2 separate regions of the Homo sapiens genome follow, and region 2 is linked to region 1. A link is a loop called in an ENCODE intact Hi-C map of the cell type or tissue named here. Cell type or tissue: breast epithelium. All regions are shown on one strand. Links, peaks and the distances in the headings refer to the core of each region. The heading gives the core; the rest is flanking DNA. Region 1 has its middle 12 kb from the start of FEM1C. Region 2 has its middle 76 kb from the start of FEM1C.

Region 1 (12,790 bases), core at 2,440-10,439:
TTTCAAAATTCAGATTTAAAGTCAATAAGGTGATGGCACTTTAATATAAAGGAAATAAAATGTTGTTGTTCCTATTAATGGTCCTCACTGGAGAAGTTCTATAGTTCTCCTTGGATGATTTAAGGAAGTTAGACTGAGAATACCACAAAAGAGCAGAAACATGTTTCCTTAAAAGGTATAGTCTTAGACTGGTTGCGTTCTTCATCATGGTACAAATAAAAGATAATTTCTACCTATACTTTAGTCATTCTACAATTAACTTTTGGCAATGAAATCCCAGTTATATTTACTTTTTTAAAATGTCATTTTTTTGCAATATGACTGTTCATGAAGGAAAAAAATGTAAATTAAATTAAAAAAATATTTTGACTGTCCTGGGTTTCTCTTAGTGTCTATTCATATTTATATATTTTTAAAAAGATTTTAAAAGATCATGGTAATAGCATCTTAATGTACAGATAATAAGTCATAAATGAACTTCAGTTGTGTTTCAGTTCTAGAAATATTTGAATGCCACGTGGCCAGTTGAAAACTGATAATAAACCATGTAGACACAAGTGTAGGGATAAAAAGAGCTGCAATAAGTTTCTGGATTACTAGCTGAAAAATAAAACTACACAGGAAAAAGTCAAGGAGACACAATAAAAGTATTTTAGTAAATGACATTTCTGAAAAAAAAAAATTAAGGTAATACTTAGATGATAAATGGAACCACTGACCCAAGCTAGGCACAAAACTCTCAGTGCTTTATGATATACCCAGGGTGATAAGCAAGATGAGCAACATTTGGAGGCTGTTGCTCCCCTCCATGTGTCCTGATAGACAGGCTCTAGTGTGAAAACAGAGGGAGCTCTATCTAGGCTAATGACTTGTTTCTGTGGATCTCAAGATGCTTATCAGTAGAAGGTAAAGGTGAAAATGCTTGCTGGGTTCTCAAACTTTATTGCATATCAAAATGACCCAGAGGATGTACTAAGATACAGCTTGCTGAGCCCCACCCCTAAGGGTTTCTGATTCCTTAAGTCTCAGTTAGGCTAGAGAATTTCCTATTTCCTAGGTGATGCTGATACAGCTAATACAGGAACCACACTTTAGAAAACATTACTCTATTGGAAAAGGAATTATTTAAAGCACTACCTGTTGAACTCCCTGCAAGGTGGGTTATATGTTCCTCCTTTCAGGACTAATCTTTCAACATACTGAGATCAGTTTGAGGTGGCCTGATGATAGGGTTTGGTGGTGTCCCTACCCAAATCTCATCTTGAACTGTAGCTCCCATAACTCCCATGTGTTGTGGGAGGGACCCGGTGGGAGATAATTGAATCATGGGGGTGGTTCCCCCCATACTGTTCTCATGGTAGTGAATAAATCTCAAGAGATCTGATGGTTTTATAACAGGAACTACCTTTCACTTGGTTCTCTTTCTCTCTTGTCTGCCACCATGTAAGATGTGACTTTTGTCTTCTGCCATCACTGTGAGACCTCCCCAGTCACATGGAACTGTGAGTCCATTAAACTACGTTCTTTATAAATTACCCAGTCTCGGCTATATCTTTATCAGCAGCATGAAAACAGACTAATACACCTGGCTTCAAGTCCCTTCCTGTTGCTGGTGCCCTAAGTCTGATTCCTGGACCTCTTATCTAGATCCTGAGTCCTGGATGCTAGTCTTCTTAGGCTGCATCTTCTCTTGGGCTTGCCTACAGCCTGCCTGCCCTACCCACATGACTTGCAGTGCCTGCCAACCCCTCTTCTACCTGCACCAACCATTCTTGTCCTGTCTTGTTCTGTCATCATCTAAGTTCCTCAGGAAATTTATTGCCTATACAACTCTAATTTGTTTCCGTTGCATTGCCGTGATTAATATAATGAAGTAGAATCTCTGTTGGGGGTTCAAGGAAAATACAAGTGTTTGATTTGATTGCGTTTTAAAGCTGAGATATGTGAATTGTTAGTGGTTGATTCATCATAACTAATAAGACAATGAGCAACTGATGATTTGAATAGTAATTGACTTCCACTTACATGGGACATACATTGAAATAGTCTATAAATATTTAGGAATTGTATCAGTTTTCTCTTGCTTTATAATAAATTATTACAAACTTAGTGGCTTAAAATGACAGCCATTTATTAGCTCACAGTTCTGTCAACATCTGGCATAGCAGAACTGGGCTCCCTGCTCAGAGTCTCAGAGGCTAAAATCAAGTGTTAGTGGGTTATATTCTCCACTGTCGGCTCAACTAGGGAGTAATCAATCAGCTTCAAAGCTCATTCAAGCTGTTGGCATAATTCAGTTTCTTGTGATTGTAGGACTGAGGTCCCTGTTTCCTTGCCTTCAGCTGGGGATTACTCTCTATGCCTGGAGGCCATTCCTTCTCACAGGCCCTCTTGCAACATGACAGTAACAGAAGACTTTGAGTCCAGTAAGAGAATCTCTCTTGAGTTTGAATCCCTCTAACTTTATTTATCCCTCTGCTGCCACAGGCCAGGGAAAACTCTTTGTTTTTAAAAGGCTCATGCAATTAAATTTTGTGAGTCTAGTTGGATTATTCCCCTTTTGACATATAACATAACATACTCATTGGGCTGATATTTCATATTTACAGGTTCCTGCCACACTCAAAAGCAAGACAATTGTACAAGGTTGAGAGTCATTGGGGCAGAATTCTGACTGCTACTCTCCACCCCCTTACCCCCAATGATCCACCTGTGACACATGCAAAACACATGCCCCTCAAAGGTTCCCATGGGTCTTTTCTCTCTATATCATCAGTTCAAAGTCCAAAAATCTCATCTAAACATGATCAGCTCAAAAGTCCAAAATATCATCATCTAAACCAGGTGTTGATGTGGCTCCTGTGTATAATTAATTCTGGGCACAATTCCTCATTATTCATGGACTGTGAAACTAAAGAGACAAGTTACCTGTCCCACACTATCAACGTACAATAGTGGGACAGGCATAAGATGACAGTTACAGGCATTCCAATTCAAAAAAGAAGGTACAAATAACTTATCAGTCCAAAGAAGTTTTGGCATGTAGCTGTACCAACTCCATTGGATTTCAAAGCTTGGGAATAATTATCCCTGACTCTCTACTTCATTCTCTAGGCTCTTGGCTTTCCCCACCCAGGATCTTGGTTTTGCCTTCTGGAGAGGGTTACTGGGGGTCATTCTTAGAATTCTGCCTACCATAGCAATGATTCTATTTTTTGTGTAGCCCATGTTTCATATATCTTAAAGAATTTATGGCAGATACATAGGAACACATGATATAGTGACAAGTATGGTATAACTCAAATGTTTATAAAGCTAATGAAATGACACTGCAATTTTTAAGAATGACAGTGTCAACCACCAGATGCCACATTATGAATAAGTCTGTTAGTTATTCTCTAGCAGTGATCTCATAAGTGTTGACTTCTAAAACTATGGGGCCTCCATTGGTAATGGTGATCTCATAGATGATGATCTCAATAATTAAGCATGAGGAAATCAAAGAACTGAGAAAAAAGGTCACAATAAATTTTTTTAAACAAAGTCTATTGGCATTTTTTTCAAGCTAAGTTTTCTCTAAGAATAGTTAAGTGTCATCAATAAGAAAAAGCCAACCAGATATCACTTTGGTAGTCAATTTCTTAATATAAAATGGATCTTAATATGAAAGGGATCCCTAAGACTTAATCTAGGTAAAATGTCCAGCACATGGAAGACTCTTTGGAGGAATTTTGGGAGTGGCATTTAAATCATGCACACTTGGATACCGCTTCTATGTAAAGCTATCTTGGACAAAGTCATAAGAAGGCTGACATGACCAAAGAGAGAAAGAAAAGACTACAGTTAACAATAATTTATTGCATTTATCAAAATAGCTAGAAGAAAAGAACTATAATATTCTCAATACAAATAAATGATGAATGTTTGTGGTGATGAATATCCCAATTACCCTGATTTAATCATTACACATTTTATAGATATATCAAAATATCATATGTACCCCCCAAATTTTGTACAGCTATTTATATATCAATTAAAAGAGAGAGAGAGAGAAAATCTTTAATGAATTATGGCAGACACGGGGGCAAAGGTAAAGACGACCTGGTACTTGAAGCCTAGAACATAGTTAGGTGTCTGATTTTGATTCAGAGGGAATCTTTGATTTCTGAATAGAGGGGTTAATATTGTTGGAACAACCAGCCAGAGATAAGGGTAGCAATAGAATAAAAAATGGACTAGTGAACAGAAGTGAGAAGAAGATGATAGAAGAAGTTACAGTGATAATGTGGACATTTTGTTCTTTGTATATTAAAACAATGGCCCTGGCATGCTGTCAGCACAGAATGTTCTCTGAAGCATTATACGAGTAGTACTCGTGGATTTCTGCTAACATAGTCATCATTTCTTGTCCAGTCTCTCCTATGAACAAGGGCAAGGATCATATGGACTGTTGTTACAATTACTACAGTGCATAGGGTTATGTGAAAATTCAGTTTTTGGTGAGAGAATCACACAAATTTAGTCAGTACAAATAGAATAAGTACTCCAGATTCTGACCTTATTAGATAATCTAATGGATACCATTTATCACGTGCCTCCTGTGTGTAAAACACTGTGTTATTTGCTTTACAAATGTTATCTCATTCTGTTCGCAAAAAAAAATCCTTTGGCTGTAGGAACTTTTGGCCCTATTTGAAAGTTGAGGAAACTGGGGCTCTGAGAAAGGTAATTATTTGCCCAAGGACACACAATTAGGAAGTGGTGGTTGCCTCTGTAGCATTCTGCACACTTTTTTCATTGTTTACCCAGTATATTGAAATTGCCTGTTTATGTGTCTGTCATCCACACCAGACTGTGAGGTCATGAGGGGTGGGACTCTGTCTTATTCTGAACCTGCTGCAGGCAATACATGTGTGTTGAACTGAATTATCTGCTTCTAAAGCCTGTGCTCTTATCACCTGGCATGATGTGTTAACTACCTAAACTCAGTGGCCTTAAGAACATGACAGAAACATGGCAGGGACACAGTTAGGGCCTGGAGGCAAGGAAAACACAGCGTTTAACATTGAAAGGTCCAGAAATGACCTATATCCTTCTCTTCAGAAGAATTCATTCTCAAAATTCTTTGTTCATGCACATACTTCCTGACAATAAAAACAAAACAAAACAAAACAAAACAAAAAATCAGTCTCCATGAACAGTACATACAAACTGTTGTAAACCTTTCTTCCTTTAACTTCCTCTCACCGCTCCCCCACCCCCACCTCCCAGAGCGCACAGAATAACAAAAGAAATGTGACAGTTATTGCTAGGTTCCTGGCATTACTACTGCCTGGCCCTGAGAGACAGGAAAGGACCCACAGAGCTCACAGATTCACAGATAGTGAATGAGGCATGAAAACAGTGAGGAGACTGAGGACTATGAGAATAAACTAGGACCCAACTTAGTCCTTAGGGTTAGGGCAAGTATGAGGGGCATTTAAGTGGAGGCCTAGTGGTAGCGTGGCAAGGTAGGCATCGGCCAGGAAAAGAGTGTGTGTGGGGCCTGAAGCCGAGGAACCAGCAAGAGTCTGACATGCAGGCAGAAAGCAATACCAATAAGGCAGCGAGGAGTTGTCAGGGAGGAGAGAGGTACGAATCAAGGATGTGGGGCAGGTGCAGGCCAGAGCCTGGCGGGCTTTGGAAACCACATGAATATTTGTAAACTTTTCCCTAAGAGCAGGGAGAAGCTGCTGAATCTAAAGGAGCCTCATGACATATGTGCCTTTCTCTCTGAGTAGCTGGGGGAAATTTGGTTAAGGAGGCAAGAGCAGTTGTAGGAAGGCCTGTTAGGAGGCTAATGCCTCAGTCTGGAAGGGTTAATGGGACCATCTGAAAAACTCTGTCACCTGGCACCACCACTCCTACATTCACCACCAAGTTATTTCTCTGCCAAGTGAAAAACACTTTGCATTCATCACTAGTCTGGATACTCCATGATTACAGAGTTCTGTGGACTGCATGGTCTGGTTCCTACCTGCCTCTAGCTTGGGGGGTCCACATCTCCCTCTTATTCACAATACTCCACACGTGTTGGCTTTCTATTTGCTTTCACAGTGCACTGAGTTTTTTCTCACTTCAAGACATGTCCTTAGGAAACAGTGTTTACTTCTACCTGGACTCCTCCTCCTTGCTCTACTCACTTCCTAATTAACTGCTCCTCCTCTGGCTTTCACATCAAGTAACACTTTCTCAAAGCAGCCCATGTTGACCCCTTAGAATAGGTCATGGCTTCTGTTGCACACCCTTAAAAGCATATGTGTTTCTTCTTCCTAGTGCTGACCTCACTTTGTATATGTTATGTTTGTTTACTATTTGTCAGAAATCTTTTGATAGCAATGAATGAAATCCAACTCAAATTGGCCTAAACAAAAAACAAAAAGCGTTGGAAGACGGATGTGTTTGTTCATATATCCGAGAGGCTAGGACAGGGTTAGCATGTTGCCTAACTCCAGGGAGCACTGTTCAGTGATTCTGGAGGCAAGCAACACAGTGGCACTGGCCAGGGGATATTTGACCTCTGACATGGCGGGATCTAGGGGTTCAGACCATGCCATGGTTCCATCTCTCCTTCAGTTATGTTGATTTTGGCATGGACATCCTCATGGAGCCTATCATAGCGGGCAGGGTTCAGAGGATGGGATTTCCCAGATGAAGTGTTTACTCAAAGAAACTGGAAACAGCAAAACAAAAGGGGTAAGTGCAAACCATAATCAACATGAGCCATCCACAAATGATCCAGTGGAATCTGGTCACATATCAGATCTGAAGGGCAAATAAGTCTACAAATGGGCAGTGAATCTAGGGATTAGGTGTCCAGCAGTCAGGAATGGGAGAAGAAAGCAGGTTGGAAGCAAGTTAGAGGAAACTGCTCAGGATAGAAAACAAGACCAAGGTGGTGGGGCCCATTCTTGCTGGTGTTTCTCCAGTGATGGGGATGTGGTCCTGCAAGCTATAAGCTGCAGGCCAGGTCCCAAATAGATGGGAGTCCTTCAGGGAGACAACTATACACAGCAGCTCAGCCCCAGGACCTAGGGACTGAGGGGGTATGGAGAATGGCAAATTGGAGACAGTAGACCCATTACTGAGGAAATATACTGGGGAGGCAACGTAGTACCTACATTCTGGCCCAGACTGTCTAAAGTCAGACAAATTCCACCCTGCCATTTACTAGCCATGTGAATTTGTTTAAGTTACTCAACTTCTCTAACCCTTGGTTTCTCCATCTGTATAGAAGTACTTACAATGTCTGTTATAAAAATTAACGTAGCAATGCTAAACCTTTTTTGCACAGCCTCTTTCACACAGAAACACTAAATAAATGCTCACTGCTATTATTAGCAGCAAACTATAATACTAATTAGCAACAAAGGAAACTAAGAAACAATTTGGAAACCCATGGTCAGCACAAGAGCTGTCATTGCTAGCTCTGAATTGCCATGCCCCTTTCTTCTTTAGGTCTTTGCACAAGGTATTCCACATTCAGATCTCAGCTCATACATTCCTTCCTCGAGGTTGGGGGTCCTGCTGTTCTAGAGGTGCTGGCCTGATGAGTGCGCTAAAGACATTTGAACCTGTCTCCCTGTATCTAGTTTGGCCTGGAAACTAGGGGAAAGGCTGAATCTTCCTATTCAAAGTCCAGCTTGTGCCTGAACAGAGGTGGACTGAGTCTCCACATCCACTCATTCATTTTCACTATGCAAATATTCACTGAGGACAACCTGTGTGCCACACACTCTGCTGAATTATGGTGACTCAGAATTGAACATCCAAACATGGCCCCTGCCCTCCTGGGCCTTCCAGTTGTATAAAGGAAATAGATAAAGCATCACAAGGATCCTAAGAGAGGAAGTAAAGGGCACAATGGCAGCTATGGGGAGTGGAGGAAGTAGGCAGGGCAATATGTGGCATCCAGTTATAACAAGGGAGCTACAGAGGCTGGGAAATTGGCAGGGCCCACCCCCACCCTGAGTCCACGTGTACACATTTTTCTTTGAAACGGGCCAACAGAAACCTTGCATGTATATCCTAGCAGTTTTCCTCTACAAACAGTTTAAAAATACATATTTCTTACAGTAGCTAGGAATGTAAAATAAGGTATAGGACCTGGAAAACAATGGGTTCTTAAAAATAATGTCAATATTGGTGGTTGTTTAGCATCATTATCATCACTGTCAGTGTCCTGCTGATGATAGGTACAAGGTTGAGTGTGAGATTGCTGTCAGCCTGTGGAAGATGTAAAAAGCACAGTTTTCACCATTTTGCCTCCCAAGACATAAATAGAGATGAACAGGTTGTAGACAGAGCAAAGGATCAACTGGGGAGACTGTAGCTCTCAGCCTAATATTCTCAGATGAAGGTAAGGGTCACATAATTTTTCACCGAAGCAAGGCCTTTGACTTCTCCCCTAAATCCTTCAAACCTTATAAGCTACTCCAAGAACAACAATAACAATGATAACAAAACAAAACCAACTTAAGAGCCAACAACAGCTTGGGTGAATCCACACTTCCATTAATCTAGTCCTCCAGAAAAGGTTTCTGGAAATTACATTGCTCTTTCTCCTCTCTCTAGCCACAGAACTAGGGTACTGCTCAAAACATTTTCTTTTCCAACACAACTGACATTTTCTTTTCTTTTCTTTTCTTCCTTTTTTTTTTTTTTTTTTAAACAGGGTCTGGCTGTATCACACAGGCTGGACTGCAGTGGTGTGGTCACGGGCCACTGCAACCTCCACCTCCCAGGCTCCCACCTCAGCCTCTCAAGTTGCTGGGACTACAGGTGCACACCACCACGCCCAGCTAATTTTGTATTTTTTGTAGAGACGGGGTCTCGTCATGTTGTCCAAGCTGGTCTTGAACTCCTGAGCTCAAGGAATCTGCCCACCTTGGCCTCTCATTCAGGGCATAGCAACTTTATGTTACCCCAGGAACCATGAGTGGGGCCTGTATGCGATTGTAACTGAGGGACCCAAGCTGGTGATTTTATCAAAACAAACAACTGTAGGCATTATTGTTTATTCTTAAGTTGGATAAAGTAGAGCCCTAATAGGCAGGACTCTTCTGGGCAGGGAAAATAAGGGATTCTAGCCCCAGAACCTACTGAATAGACGCACTGAATTAGAATTTAGGAGTGTTCTGTTTTTTGTTTTGTTGTTTTTGTTTTTAAGGTGGAGGTGGAACATGAGCAAATTACTTCTTTTACTCAGTGATCCAGAAGGCATACCGTGAGATCCAGGTAGAGATCCAGGTAAGGGACACTGTGAGATTCTGGGGTCCCTTTGCCTGAGGAGTGAGGGACTTAGCTGGACAGTTTTCCACATCATGTCCAGCTTGTTCTCAGGACAACCAGATGCTGACTTTGACTTGGCGCCCTCCAGGTTAGCAGAAGCTGGGCCCAGCCTTGCCCCCTGTGCCCAGGTTTGGGTTCCACCTGAAGGAAGTTTTATGGCCATAGCATCAAGTTCAAATTATTTCACATGACTTCCTAAGATTCTCCCCAGTCTGCCTCCTTCAAAACTCTCCATTTTTCACTGATCCCCTGTTGTGGGTTATTTTAAAGCCATGTGAGATTTCTTTTAGTTCTTCAGCAGCCAACCTTTCTCTTCTTATCTAGAATTAATGCTTGTAAGCATTTCTCTCTGCCTGCAACTTTCACCTGCGAAAACACCTACCTATTCTTCAGGCATTTGCTCAATCATTACTGCCTCTAGAAAGCCTTCCTCTCCACCACACCCCAGCCCAGAGGAGGTTCTTTGGATTTTCTAGGAGGGCATAGATGACACAATCTTGCTCATGCATGCTGTATTTCCAGGCTCACTCAGCACTGCGCAATGCACACAGTCAGCAATAAATACGTGTTGAAAGAATAAGCGACTGACTGAATGAATAGATGAAAGAAATATGCCTGCCCTCCACAAATGGCTAATCAGAGGGTTACTTTCAATAAGGACTTGGAAGGTGAGGGCTGTTTTAGGTATCCTTGGACTGGGTGCCTCTGACTAAGGAATTGAAGCTTGTCTGAAGCACATGGGAAAACACTTACTTATTAGTTAAAATAAATAACAGTAAACTGACTTAGCCAAAATAAAATAAATCATGGAAAACTGATTGACTGTACTGAGCTTAAAGAGGATAAACATACAGCAGTACTCAGTGTCAAGGACACATCTGCCAGCCTGCTTCTGAGGATCTGATCTATGCTTCTCATGGGGAGAACCTTAGGTAGCACAGACCTACCACTAATGAAAGTCTTCAGATGGGTCCTCAGGCATGCTCCACAATAGCACTGAACTCACAGAACATACACTAAGGGGCTTATCCCCTCTGACTAGCAGTTGTAACTCAAGATTTGATTGTATGTATGGCCACATGTGGCAGGAAGAGAGGCCAAGACTTGGCATGAGACCTACCCACTACAATGGGACAGGCTTTGAAGAACTAACCTAGGTGCAGAGAATAATGCCAGTGGAAGAGCCAAATGGGAGTCATTATTAAGAGATACAGTAGCCCCAGTTACAATCCAGGCAACAACTGGCCAGGGGGTTTCCAATCATAAGTATTGGGAGTTTGAAGATGGGTTCATGGCTGGCTCCAACAAGAAAGAGTCAAAGTGAAGGTCCCTACCGTCATGACTGAGTTCAGGGCTGGGATATGGACAAGACATATTGGAACTGCCAATTGGCAGCAGGAGAAAGAAGCCAAAAACAGGTGGGATTGGGGCTGGGGAAAGTGACCTTTCTTTCTGAGGCACTGGCCTCTTCAGAGAATGGCAGCAGTGGAACACCCTGTGCCTGTGTAGGAAGGACCTAAAGATGGAGTGGGAGGCACAGAGTCAGTGGACACAGTCACTAGACGCCCAGAAAGTCAGGGGGATAGGAAATGAGGTGGAGCTGATCCTCACAGAATTCCACACTAGAACATAGTAAATTCCACTGGGAGGATGAATGGCATGAGGTTCCTAGACCAGAGAGCACTTGGGGGGGTGTTGAAGCAGCTCTGGAGTTTGGAGTAATCACCTTGGGAGAGAGAGAGAATCATCCATAGTGATTTGTTCCTATTCAAATAGGGGGAAGAGGGCCTTCGAGCTAAGCATCTGAGGAGGTGGCTGGGAGCTCTTGTGTGGGGATGGTGTTGGTGTGTGTGTGAGAAGGCAGCTTTGATATAGTTGGGAACTGGTGCCAGGATGTGAAGACACCTAGAGAGTGAGGCTGTAAAATCAAAGTTTGTTTTGTGAGTTCTGAAAGAGGAAAGCACCAGAAGATCATTCGAGTGTCTAGTCCTGGTCAACAGGGGCATTGCAGTGGAGTCTGAGGCACTCTCCCCAGGCCTGGGAGAGGAGGTGGGAGTGCCCTTGACCCAGGTATGGGAGACGATAGGGAGTCCTTGTTCTGTGTGGAGACTTAGATAGACTACTGGGTTAGTAGAGATCTGACTCATCCCTCTCTAATAAAGCGTGGATCCAGTGACTTTGGGTGGGGTCGCATGTGTTGAAAACTGAGAAGAACCTGGCCCCATCTGACATCAGTCTGGGTGGTGATGGGGAACTCAGGACCAGAGTTCGTCACTTAGGGTGTGGCTAGAGAGCTAGAGTTAGGGCCCTGACAACTTCAGGAAATAAGACAACAAAGGAAATAAATGGATACTTTTATAATGACATAAGATTTCTAGCTTGTAATAATGTGATAAGTGAAATGATAACCCCATACTATAGAGGGAGACTGGGCCAAGAGAAAATTAACAGAATTTGGTGACTGAGTTGCTGCCTCCTTATCTTGCTTCATTCAGAGAAGTAAAGATAAGACCAAACTACCCAAAGGGAACCTGGAAATCTCCCTGCTAAAAGAATTCTTGCGTGCATATTTCTACAATTTTAAAATTAATTTGGGTTCACAAGTTTCCTTTTTAAAATGCTAGTACCCCAAGGAAGTATTCTTGCTTTAAGTAAATAACCTTAAGTGGGGTCTCACTCCTCCTAAAACCTGCAAGAGAGAAGCTGCATGAAGAAAATATGAAAGCTGGTTGAGCTGTAGGAATAGGAAATGGTGTGTTAATATTAGGATACACTTTGAGTGAGGGGAGTAGGGATTTTTGGTCGTTCAGAGGGTAGCTTAGGGCACCACTCTCTCCCTGGCACGGGGGAAGCAGGAAGAAAGAAGGGAACATCTCACGTGTTCTCTCAGCTCCAGCATTCTGGATGGTGCCCCCTCCCACCCCCCTCCTGCTGACTTTTGGCTAGGCTTCCTCCTACTAATCCTTTAAAATTCCATTTAACCTTCACCTCCTTCCCAGATTTGCTCAAGCAGAGTTAGCAGCTCTGTTCTTTGGGCTCTCACTGTTGTTTATACACATATTTTGTTTTCATCTGTTTATAGCTACATTTCTCCTACAGACCATCAATTCCTCAAAAGTAGAGATTATGTCATATTCATCCAGTATCTAACATAGTACATAATAGGATTCCATAACTTTGTTTTATTGGGGTTTTTTTTGTTGTTGTTTTGTTTTGTTTTTAGACAGGGTCTGGCTCTGTCACTCAGGCTGGAGTGCAGTGGCGCAATCTCAGCTCACTGCAACCTCCGCTTCCCAGACTCAAGCCATCCTCTCACCTCACCCTCCTGAGTAGCTGGGACTACAGGTGTGCATCACCATGCCTGCCTAATTTTTGTATTTTTTGTAGAAATGGAGTTTTGCTATGTTGCCCAGACTGGTCTTGAACTCCTGAGCTCAAGCAGTCTGACAGCCTAGACCTC
Region 2 (12,790 bases), core at 2,834-10,833, 88 kb after region 1:
CCCCACTCTGGGAAGGAAGAGGCCCTAGAGAGTGAATTCAATCACCAATGGCCAGTGATAGAATCAATCATGCCTGTGTTAAAAATAAAGCAAAACTCCATAAAGACCCCTGGCAGCAGGGATTCTGATTCTGTAGGCCTTGGGTGGGGCCATGGAATCTGTATTGAAACAACTCTTCCAGAGATTTGGATGAGCAATCATATCTGGGAGAAACTTTTCTGGAAAACCCACTTTCAATAGTTCAAGTTGATCCAGGTCACCAACTAGTTTTGTTGAACTTGTTTTTGTTAACTAGACTTTGCTTCCCAGCATCCCTTTTCCCTTTCTTCTGATAATAGCATGTTGATTTTCATAGGGGACACCATCTCTTTCTTCTTTTCAGTCTGTGGGGCTCCGGAGGAGGTGACCCCACCTCTGGTTACAGCAGTAGCTCATAACCCGTGGTGGCCAGTTAATAGATTCTGTCCTTTTTGAAAAAGTGATTGTTTCAAGAATAGACACATAAAACAACCTGGTTCAGTAAAACCAATCCTTGGATTTTTGCCAGATATTGCAAAAGAAATTTTCTTTTTCTTTTGAGATTGCTAATCTGGAGAGATGTAAACCATGGCCTGCTGATGGCCATCTTGCCTCCATGAGGGTGGGGCTGCTTGAGAACGGAGCCGAGATACGAGAAAATTTGAGGGGATGGGAGTGCAGAGAGAGAGAAAGTCAGATCCCTGGTAACATCATGTAAAGCCCTAAATCAATCAATGCCATGCCTAAAGCTAGATCATTACCAAAACTTTCTCTTATAGGCACCAACACATTCCCTTTTCTTCTATTTAGCCAGTTTAAGTTGGGTTTCTGTCACTTAAACCAAATATATCTTTCATAGCATTTTCAAATTGCCCTTCCACTCTAGCTCCAGATGGCCTGGGAGGAACATAAACAAAGCTCCTAAATCTCACTGCCTGAAATTATTTGAGGTCAGGAGACTGAGTCTGAGTCCTAGTGCTACCATCATTCACTAATAATGATCAGAAACAAGCAATATCGTCACCTGTAAAGCATGCACAGGGTTATTGTGATAACTAAATGGGATGAAGCATCTACATTTACTATCTCAGCGGTATGAACGTGTTAAAATGTAAATGTGGGGCTCAAGAGAAAAGCAGTGATGACATTTGGTGTCTGCTCTGTGCCAGGCACTCTGCATATTTAATCTTATTTCATCTTTACAATAGTCCTGTGAGGCAGGTTGTGGTGAGGGTTCACATTCACATATAGAGCACCTAGTATATTTCCTGGTTTGGAGAAGTTGCTCAATAAATATTAATTTCCTGTTATAACTGTGCCACCAATTTAGAGACTTTGGATAAATAATATATCCAATCTTCAGATTCCTTTGACTAGAATATGGGGGCTTGAACTAAATGGTATTTAAGGTTCCATGTAGGCTTAATTGTTTAAGACAAAATTTTTGAACATGGCACTTGGAAAAAGCGTTCCATGATCAGAAAGGCTGGGGACAGGCTGGGATCAAAGTTAAGCAAGATCTTGTCCAGGGTCATGTAGCAAATCTGTAGTCAAGCCTGAGGTGATGGTGTTCTGTATCTTGATACGGGTTTGGGTTACACAGGTGCATATGTTTGTCAAAATGAGGCACCTGTAGACTTAGTATTTGTGCATTTCATAACATGTAAATTTTACATCAAATGAAGTGTTTAGATGGAAACATATTGAAGCCTGTAATTTACTTCAAAATGCACCAAAATTAGGAAGAAGTAATGGATGGGTAGAGGGATAGCTGAATGGACAGATGCAACAAAGCACAGATAGTAAAACTATAATGATAGAATTTAGGTGGGGCTATGCCAGTGTTCACTAAAAAGTGCCCTCAACTGTGCCATATGAGATTTTTCATAATAAAATGTTAGAAAAAAATAACCTAGAGCCAAGCCTGGATTTCTGCCCAAGAGCTTCGATCAGCCCATGGCACCTGCTTCCCTCGGGGCCTCCATGAGAGGACCCATTGCCTAAGGGTATGAGTGCTCCTTCTCTGTAGGACTTCTAAGCTGAGACAGGCACACTCTTCTTTTGTGGCAATTCCCCTCCTGGGCAAACAAGGCTCACCCTTTCTCATAAAAAGGGAAGCAAGATTTCCTCTAGCTCATTCCCCTCATTTTAATGAGAGCCAAAGCTAAAGAGGCCACAGGGAACAGTTCTGAAATAATCCCTTTCTTCAGCTGTCATCGCCTCTACTCCCAGCTGCTCCCTTGGCTTCGGCAGCTCCTTTCCTCTAACAGTCATTTTAGCACCCTTGCCCCTCCCTTGGCCTCCCTCTCTCCTCTTGGCCTCGTTTCTGGGCCCAGCAAGCCGTGGAAACATCTGAGATTCCTCTTTTGCCTTCCCTCTTTTAATCTTATCTGAGACAAGTCCAGGGGTTTAAGCAGACTTCTCTAATTATGGTTTTAGTCTGTTTAATAAATTAATCAGGCACATCAAATCTGCTCCTGCTCTTAAACTCTGACTTCAGTCCATTTTTGCATAATAATAGCTCCTGTCATTTGCATTTGCTTTTCTTAATTCCAAGCCCCTTTCGTTCTCTATTCATTGCTCTATATACATTTTCACAAGCTAGATTGGCAAGTATTATTTCTGTTTCACAGATGGAGACTCTGGGAGATGTTACAAATTAAGAGTTATTGAGTTCCTACTGTGTGCACTCACTGTGCTGTCTGCTTCTATGTACACAGTCCCGCTTGAAATCCACAACCTCTTTGTGAGGTGTCTATTGTATGGGCACCACTTTTGCAAATGAGGAAACTGAGGCCCAGAGAGAATATTTTCTGAGGTACAACCACCAGATGGTAATTGCCATGAGAAGTGCAGTCCCACAGAATGTCAGAGCAGGAGGGATGTTGGTAGCTTCCTAGGCCAACTTCTATATTTTCTGGTTGAGGATATTAAGGCCTAGAGAGTTAAGTGAGCTATTTAGAAGCGAAGCTAGAATTAGAACTCAGGTCTAAATTTTCTGACTTGGCCCAATTTAGCAAATGAGAAACTCCACATAGCTCCAGACATATGGGGAAAGTTGGAGTGTTACACGCCCTCAGGGTATCTGGATGCCACTCTGTGCTGGCAGTGCACTTTTAAAATCTGGCATGAGCTGAGTTGGGTTGTCTTGAAAACTTAGCCACTCACAGCCTGTGAGGCCCTCGGGCAGCCCAGACATAACCGATGTTCCCTTGTGCAATACTCGTCTCCTGTGCCAGGAGGCTTTGAAAGCAGGAGAAGCATCAACAGTTGCAGTATAAACATGGGAATGGGGAGTGAATGGAAAAACATGGTGCATAGACCCCAGACCAGCTGGGCACCAGGGTCTGTTCCTTTACAGCTCACACCTGCCACATCTCGATTCAGTTTGATTGGGCTTGAGGGTGAATGGGGAATACAAAGCTGGATTTTTTCATTGGCCTGGGATTTGCATCACTTCCATGCCAATAGCATAAACTTGCTTGTCTGATACACTTTGCATATGGCTGTTCACACCCAAGTGTCGCAGACAGAAAGAGTCTTACTTCTGAGCTGATAGAGCTGATATTTGCTTTCCTTTCCTAACAGAGTTGAGAGTTAGGTCAGAGGTTTATTTGGTTTATTTATTTGTATATTTAGTTGCTTGTATATTTGCTAAAATTGCTTAGTCCTCTAACACCATGGGGCTCCTATCATTGAGGGGGAACCATGCCTTATAAACTGTCCTGTGGACAAGTGGCTCATAAGTCTGAATGTTGTATAACAAGGGATTCTGTCAGGCTGGACTTTAAGGTTGTTTGGACTCCCAATCAGCAGAGGACTCACCTCTCACTAGAGGTGTGACTGAAAAGAGAGAGCACTGATCCTGCCACCGTGCAACTTGGATTGGACTAGTGATGCCCACATATGGTATTTTGTAAGGTGGAATGAGTCAGACATTGGTAAATGCACTACTTCCAGACTCTTGGTATATGACCATTATTGGGCTCCATAAGGCTGGATCAGTCCCTTGGTGTTGGGATGGGATTTCCCAGAAAAGAATGGATATCCTCATGACCAGTCTTCCTAGAGCAGATTATTTCTAGACAATGTGACCATGAAGCTGAAAATCAAATTGGGGCTATTTGGGGAGTGAGGGGGGAACTATTAATAATTACTAATAATTACACTGAGACATCAAGTGTAAACTGGGACGGATGGTCATTCTCCTCTTACAGTACTAAGAGGTGAGATAAGGGAAAATACTGCCTCTCTGGGCTGGGAGGTAGAAGCCTGGAGCACTTCCCTGCCACAATGGGCCCTAGAGAAGAACAGGGACATAATGGACCCTGAGGGCAGGTCTGGGTCTTGGCACTTACTAGAAGCTACTCCCTGAATTGTACTTCTGATTCATTATCCATTATATATATTTATGAGGCATAGTCTCACTCTATTGCCCAGGCTGGAGTGCAGTGGCGCGATCACAGCTCACTGTAGCCTCAAACTCCTGGGTTCAAGCAATTCTCATGCCTCAGCCTCCCTAGTAGCTGAGATTACAGGCCTGCCACAACTCCCAGCCAATTTTTGTATTTTTAGTGGAGACGAGGTTTTACCATGTTGGCCAGGCTAGTCTCGAACCCTTGGCCTCAAGCAATCCACCCACCTTGGCCTCCCAAAGTGCTAGGATTACAGGCATGAGCCAACGCACCCGGCCAATTATGGTTCCTTAAACATTACCACCCTGCCAAATGTCCAGGTGGCAACGTTTAAGGAACCTGCACATAAAAATCAGAGATGTTTGTGATTGTGCTGGGCACAGAAGAGTCTGGGGGACTTACCTCCCGGGAGTGGGCAGGACAAGAGGCAGCAGATGACAGCAGCACCAAGACACTGGTGCAGACAAGGCAGAGCCCAGGGACCAAGTAAGAAGAGGCAGGGGGAGGGGCATGGGTAGTGGCCATGGCTGGCTTGCCAAGGACCTGAGCCATCTGTGAATGCAGCGCTGGCTCTGAGAACTTTACTCACCTTCCCAAGTCCACGTTCACTCTTTCCCACCTGAGTGACCTTAAGAGGGTTTTTCCATTGCAATCACAAGCAAAAATGTTTTTGCTTTCTGTTGCTATTGTGTTCCTTTGTGTGGCTCCTTACCTTTGGAGAGATAATGGATGTCTTCGGGAAGAAGTCTGAGCTCAGGCTTCCCATGCCCTCGCACACACCTCCAGAATGGCATTTAAGTTCTGAATTGTAATTGCTGTTGGCTTATGTCTCTCCCACTCCCTCTGCTAACAGCAACTTGAGGTTGTCACATGCCCAGTGTCCAATGCAATGCCAGGCAAAAAAGTAAATCTAATTAAATGAAGGAGCAAGATGAAAATGACACTGAGCTGGCATATACAAAGGTTAAGATATAGACTCCATGTTCTTCAAGGTCTCAAATATCCATGTGGATTCTCCAAGATAATATAAAAACTCTATTCTCTCATTTTTCTATTGCTTTCAATTTGATTTTGTTAATCTGCTTTCTACCCTATAGAGAAAAAAAAAGGATCTTGGCATTGCAGCTTAAAAACAAGAGGCAACCAGGATTTATTCTTAATAAAATGCTTTCAGAAATATTTCTCAATGCATTTTTTTCTTTGCAGGTCTTACATCTGATAACATATAGGGATGCTGTTTTTATCTTTTTTTTTTTTTTTTTTTTTTTTTTTTTTTTTTTTTTTTTTAGTTTCTCCACAGTACAGGAATCAATTTAAAAATTGTCATTATTGCCTTGGAGTTATTTGATATAATCTTAGAAAGAGTACTCCCCTCTTTTTAACTTGCCTTGTAATTTTCCTTACAAAATTTTCTAGATTGAACCCAGGGTGTTAGGAAAAATTATATAACATATCTAGTTATTTGTTCCACATATTATAATCATTCAACAAATGTTACTTAAATAGAACATTTCCTATTTACAAAAGCTGGATAAAGTATTTTTTTTTTTTTAGAAAAAGAAAGATCACAGAAGCTTTAGCAGATAGAAATATATGCAGGATTTATGTGTGAGCACAGTTTTTATAAATCCCAGGGTAAGTAATAGAGGGATAGATTTAAAGGTTAAGACTAAACCTTCACTTGGAACTCTTTTAACCTTTTTCTTTTTAACAGCTTTTATTTGAAAAATGTGAAAAAAGGAGAAAATGAAAGTAATAATCACTGACAACTTTCCCACATTTTTAGTTATGATCTCTCCATCATCACCACCACCAAAATCTAGTTACTAACAATTTAGTGGATATTCTAGGCTATTGTTCTCAATTGCTCCTTCCCCTGCACTTCTCTCACACATGCATACACACACACACACATGCACACACACAAATTCACATATATATTTTTACTTAAAAAATAGAATTATGCTAATCATACTGTACTCCTATTTTCTTTTTTCACCTAAAAATAGCTTATAGACCTATTTCAAAGTTAGTACATACAGATATTATCTCATTCTCTTTTTTAAATTTTGGGTTTTGCATTTAGCTTTTGGATCTGACTGAAATTTCTTTCTTTGTATGGTGTGAGACAGGGATCTAACACTGATTTTTCAAAATGAATTGCCAGTCATCAATTAAATATCCCTACTAATTTAAAATACTCCTGTTAAAAGGCTGCCTTTATCATGAAATGAATTTCCATATTAATTTGAATATTTATCCTGTTTCATGGAACTATTTGTTTATTTCTGTGACAATTATTGTTTAACTTACATAATTTATAATGTATTTTGATATCTACTTATGTATTTCTGTGTAATGACAATTTTAATTTCCATTTTAATTGTTATATCTGATAGGAAAAGGGCCCCTTCATTGCTTCTATTTTCTGGTTTGTTTTGATTTCATTTTTGTCATTTCAATTTTAACAAAGTAATGCACGTACATAGTTTAAAAACCAAATAAAACAAGAAGGCTCATAATTATAAACAGCACTTGCCTCACTACTCTTCATCCCTTACCTCCTTCTTCTCAGAGATAGTCACTTGCATTTATTTTAGCTGATCTTTCTGGCACTTACCTCTATAATTCTAAGTAATAGGATTATGCTACCAATTCTTGATTTACATTTTTTAGACCTCATTTAGTGACTTCTATTTTACACAGTAAGTATTCCTCTCTCTTACATTCCACTCTCCTCCCTCTTCTGCTCAGCAGTGTATATAACAAATTTTAGCTCAATTATTAAATAGTGTTTACATTGAGATTGGGCAAACACTTTTAAATTGTGAAATCAATCCACAGGGTATGATTGCATTTCCTTTCTTGTCTGAAAGAAACCTTTCATGGGATTTTTTAGAATTATTAATTGCTTCTATTTTCACTGTAGTTTTAAAAAGCTAATATCCACATTTTTCTAAATATTCCATCAGAGACACCATATATCAATCAGCTGTTATTTTTCCCCATACTCAGAGGCATCAAAGTGTTTATTAATTCTCTACTTTACCTGGAAACTTTCTTCCCATAACCCTTTGACTTCCAATGCCAGTCCCCTGTCTCCTCAATCCCATGTGTTATTTTTTCCTTAATTTATTTTCTCATTTTGTTGGAGCATATTTTCTAGTTGCTGTAAACATTTCTTTATTTTTATGTTTTATTTTTTGCCCCTTTAAAATTGATTTTTATTTTTATGTCTTAGATATGTTACTTTTAAACAACCTGTATTTGGAATTTGTTCATTAGTTTGTCTTTTTTTTTTGATCCAGAAGGACAATCTTAGACTTCTAATTGCAGCAATTAGTCTATTTATACTTAATGTATTAACTGTACCTTTGTGTTTAAATCTACCATTTTATTTTGTACTTTCCATCATACCTGCTGTTCTATTTTTTCTCTCTTCTTCGCCTTCTTTTTGATTTTTCTAGTTTGAAGTTTCTTCCCCTTCATTAATTTGGAAGTTGTACACTTTGTTTCTATTTTCTTAGTGGTTATTCTAGAAATTATGATTCACATCCTTGACTTACCAAATGTTAATTATTACCTTTACCCTCCTCCTAGACAACACAAATTCAATACCACTTTCCCAAATTCAAAACTATTATTACAGTGTATTTAAATTCTCTATATATTTAAAACACTATAAAACATGTTATTATTTTACATAGCATTCATTTGGATTTACCCACATATTTACCATTTTTCTTGCTTTCCTTTTTTTCCCTCAGCTTTACCTTTCACCAATGATCATTTTCCTTATGTCTGAACTACATGCTCTAGAATATCTTTTAGTGCAGATCTACAGAAGACACCCTGTTTTTACTTGTCAAATAGAGTCATCATATTGCTTTAAATTTTGAGGTATATTTTTGATGAGTGTAGAATTCTAAGTAGGCAGTTATTTTCTATTACTGTGTTGAAGACATTCCCTCGTGCTGTTTTTTTTTTTTTTTTAACTTTTAGATTCACGGGTACATGTGCAGGTTTGTTGCATGGGTATATTGCATGATGCTGAGGTTTGGGTATTAATGATCCCATCACTCACATAGCGGGTATAGTACCCAACAGTTTTTCAACCCCTGTGCCCCTCCCCCATCTAGTAGTCCCCAGTGTCTATTCTTGACATTTTTATGTCCATGAGTTTAGCTCCCAGTTCTAAGTGAGAACACGCAGTATTTGGTTTTCTGTTCTTGTGTTAAATCACTTAGGATAGTGGCCTCCAGCTGTATCCATGTTGCTGCAAAGGACATGATTGCATTCTTTTCTATGGCTGTGTAGTATTGCATGGTATGTATATACTACATTTTCCTTGTCCAATCCACTGTTGATGGGAACCTAGGTTGATTCTGTGTCTTCATTTTTGTGAATAGTGCTGCAATGAACATACAAGTGCAGGTATCTTTTTGTTAGAAGAATCTTTTTTTTAAATAAAAGAAATAGGATTGCTGAGTTTAATGGTAATTCTGTTTTTAGTTCTTTGAGAAATCTCCAAACTGCTTTCCAAAGGGGCTGAAGTAATTTACATTCCTACTAACAGTGTATAAGTGTTCCCTTATCTCTGCAGCCTTGCCAGCGTCTATTGTTTTTTGACTTTTTAGTAATAGCCATTCTGACTGGTGGGAGATGGTACCTCTTTGTGCTTTTGATTTGCATTTTTCTGATTATTAGTGATGTTAAGCATATTTTCATATGTTTGTTGGCCACTTGTATGTCTTTTTAGTAGTGTCTGTTCATGTCCTTTGCTCATTTTTTAACGGAGTTGTCTTTGCTTGCTGATTTAAGTTTCTTTTAGATTCTGGATATTAGATCTTTTTTGTCCGATGCATAGTTTGTGAATATTTTCTCCCATTCTGTAGGTCTTCTTTTCACTCTGTTGGTAGTTTCTTTTGCTGTGCAGAGGGTGTTTGGTTTAATTAGGTCCAATTTGTCAATCTTTGTTTCTGTTGCAATTACTTTTGAGGATTAGTCATGAATTCCTCCCCAAGGCCAGTGTCCAGAATGGTATTTCCTAGGTTTTCTTCTAGGATTCTTACAGTTTGAGGTCTTACCTTTCAGTCTTTGTTTTTTGATACTGAGAAGTTAGTTGCCACTCTGTCACAACTTTGAAAGTGTTCTTTTTCTCTAGCTTATGATTTTCCCTTTCTCTTTGCTTTTCTTGCAAACCAAGGTATGGGTTTCTTTATATTTATCATATTAGGGATTTATTGAACTCCTGAATTTTTTGAATTGGTGTCATTCATCAGTTTTAAAAAACTCTTGGTAATTTTTTTTTTCATTTACTGTCTGTACCCCATTACTCTCCTTATGGTCTATTTGGAGACCTATGTCTCCAAGACATAACATACATATGTTAAAATTTTCATTCTATGTTAAGTGTTGATAAACTGTGGCTTTGGAGGTAGTCACCTGTTTTTGTAAATAAAGTTTTGAATATAGTCATGATTATTCAGTTGCTTGTTGTCTATGGCTTTTTTTGAACTATAGTGGCAGAATTGACTAGTTACCACAGAGACAGTATGGCCTGCATGATCTGAAATATTGACTCTCTGGCCATGCAAACAAATATTTGGCAATCAATACTCATCCTTTCGTTTTTTTCTGGATACTTTCTTCTAATTTATATTCCAGTTCCCTAATCTAATATTTGGCTATATCTGTTCTACCTGTATATCTGGTAAACCTGTAGAATTCTTAACTATAGTTACTGTATTTTTTAGTTCTAGAATTTCTACTCAGTCCTTTTTCAAATAAAAGCAACTTTTTAAAGTTTCCACTTCCCAATTGAAATGTTCAAGATTTTCTTTTTCAGTCTGAAGACAGAAAACATGATTTTGGTGGCTGTGCCCAATACTTTCACTATCTGAAATCTTTGTGGGCTTGTTTCTGTTGTCTTTTTTTACTCCCTGGTTATGTCTCATACAGACCTTATGCTTAACATTGTATTTGAAATCTTATTCGTAGAAATAATTTGGGCATAGATTGAAAACATCTACCTCCACAGAAAATTTTAATTTGCTTCTGACACTCTAGACTACCTTAATTGAAATTTCAGGCTTGAGATTCCCTGGATCATCCATATGAGAACAGTGTTGATTTCAATTTATTCTTTCTCTAACAGCAGCGATTCTCAAACTTGTTTGTACATTTGAGTCACCTGGGAAACTTTAAAATGTACTGATGCTTGTTTCCTACAGTCAGAGATTGTGATTTGAATGGTCTCTGGTGTTACCTGGGCTTTGGAATTTTTAAAAGCTCTCCAGTGATTCTAATGTGCCCACAAGTTTGGGAAGCTCTGCCCTAAGAGTAAAGCCCTTCAGGACCTTCATTTAATGTGTGGGTATTTATCAGACTTTCCACTTGGCAGGTCCTTTTATCTATTTTGTTCAGTGAGGCTGCCAAATACCACAGCTCCATACTGCAGCTGTTTCTTCCTAATCAGGGCCAGTGCATCTGTGAGTACTTGCTTTTTCCTTCTTATATTCTCCCAAGTTTTTGGCATGGTAATCCCTCACTAGTTTGCTTTTTAAGGATTTTAAGAAAAAAAGTATGTATGTATATATTCATCCTCTACGTTACTCAATATACATATATAGCTGTTTTAGTCAACCTCATCAGGAGGATTGGTCTAGACTGCCATTAAGATAACTGAAAGTCCTCCAGTTGCTTTTAAAAAAAAGAAATAGGGGTAGTGTTTTTGCATTCCTACTCTTCTGAAAATGTCTTTATTTTATCAACTCTCTGGAGTTATAGTCTGGCTGAGATTCAAAGTCTAGGTTGAAACTTAATTTTCCTTCACATATTTGAAGGCACTATCTTATTGATCTCTTCTAACATTTATTGTAAGTGTTGTATAATCCTATTCCTTCCTCATGCTTATTTTCTTGTAAGTGACTTTTCCCCTCTCTTTGGGGACACAATTATCTCATAATGTTTCTCACATAATTTGGGGGTAACACATAATCTCACAATTACATAGTTTGGCATAGGGTGGGCCTTAATTAATTTATTTTTCTGTTCATAAAAGCAATGTGTTCAATCTGGAGATTTTTTTTTTACTCCTGGGAAATTTTATTGTCACTTTACTTTTTTTCTCTCTCTCTTTTTATTTTTATTTATTTATTTATTTTTTTGAGACAAGATCTCACTCTGTTACCCAGGCTGGAGTGCAGTGGTGTGATGATGATCTTTTTTTTTTTTTTAAAGGTAAATAAGTTATTTATTATTTCTTTCTTTTTTTATTTTATTATTATTATACTTTAAGTTTTAGGGTACGTGTGCACAATGTGGGTGATTGAACATGGAGTTCATAAATGCAAATCGGTCAATCAATAAAGCTGGAAACTTTTTCTTTAGGATAATTTAATTTGTCAAAAGATAATCTGATAACCATCATTCTACTCGCTACCTCCAAGACATCAACTTTTTTCAGTTTCACATATAAGTGAGAATATACAATATTTGTCTTTCTTTGCCGAGCTTATTTCACTTAACATAACATCCCCTAGTTCCATCCACATTTCTTCAAAAGACAGGATTTCGTTTTTTATGGCTGAAAATGTATTTATATACAATAGCATTCCATTGTATATACAGACCTCATTTTCTTTATCCATTTATTTGTTGATGGACACAGGTTGATTCCTTATCTTGGCTATTGTGAATAGTGCCACAATAAACATGGGGGTACAGATATTTCTTCAATATTCTGATTTCCTTTCTTTTGGATATATTCCCAATCGTGGGATTGCTGGATCATATGGTAGTTCCATTTTAAGATTTTTGAGGAACCTTTATATTGTTTCCATAATAGTTGTACTAATTTACATTCTCATCAGCAGTGTATAAGCATTCCCCTTTCTTCACATCCTCACCAACATTTAGTTTTTGTCTTTTTGATAACAGCCATTCTAACTGGGGTGGGATGATATCTCATTGTGGTTTTGACTTGCATTTCCCTAACAATTAGTGACGTTGAGCATTTTTTCACATACCTGTTAGCCATTTGTATATCTTCTTTAGAGAAGTGAGGCGGAGAAGAGTAGTAGGGAGGGAGAAATGAAGAGAAGTTGGTTAAGTTTGCAGACTTCCATGTCCCTCCCCTCTGTTGCCCCTATCTCTGTAGCCCCAAGTCAAAGCCTTTCCCATTCAAATTACACACAAAAAAACTCTTTCATCACCAGCCTGGGAAACTAGTGGCCTGACTGTGCAAGGTGAGAGAAGAACATGACTGCTTCACAAACGAACTTTCAACTTCTATTTTTAGCTCCTTACCTCACCCCAACCCTTCATTGTACCTGCTGTCTCCAAATCTTGAGCAT

Evidence for each region. Hi-C counts contacts between places; a loop is a spot of excess contacts. Peaks named below come from ENCODE experiments on the same cell type or tissue, not always from the same donor. Only the 100,000 strongest peaks of a DNase experiment are listed, where the experiment ranks them.
Region 2: it touches region 1 in a loop (9-fold over the local background); 18 of 110 quality-filtered maps call a loop at or near these places.

Annotation. Positions count from the first base shown.
Region 1 is chr5:115,550,344-115,563,133 of GRCh38, reverse strand. No RefSeq gene overlaps it. Among named protein-coding and RNA genes, the nearest start is that of FEM1C, 12 kb to the right of the region's middle. In breast epithelium, for the core only: no CTCF peak of the experiment used is centred there; no DNase peak of the experiment used is centred there; H3K27ac peaks cover 1,274 bases.
Region 2 is chr5:115,462,272-115,475,061 of GRCh38, reverse strand. No RefSeq gene overlaps it. Among named protein-coding and RNA genes, the nearest start is that of FEM1C, 76 kb to the left of the region's middle. In breast epithelium, for the core only: no CTCF peak of the experiment used is centred there; a DNase peak (open chromatin) is centred at 3,201.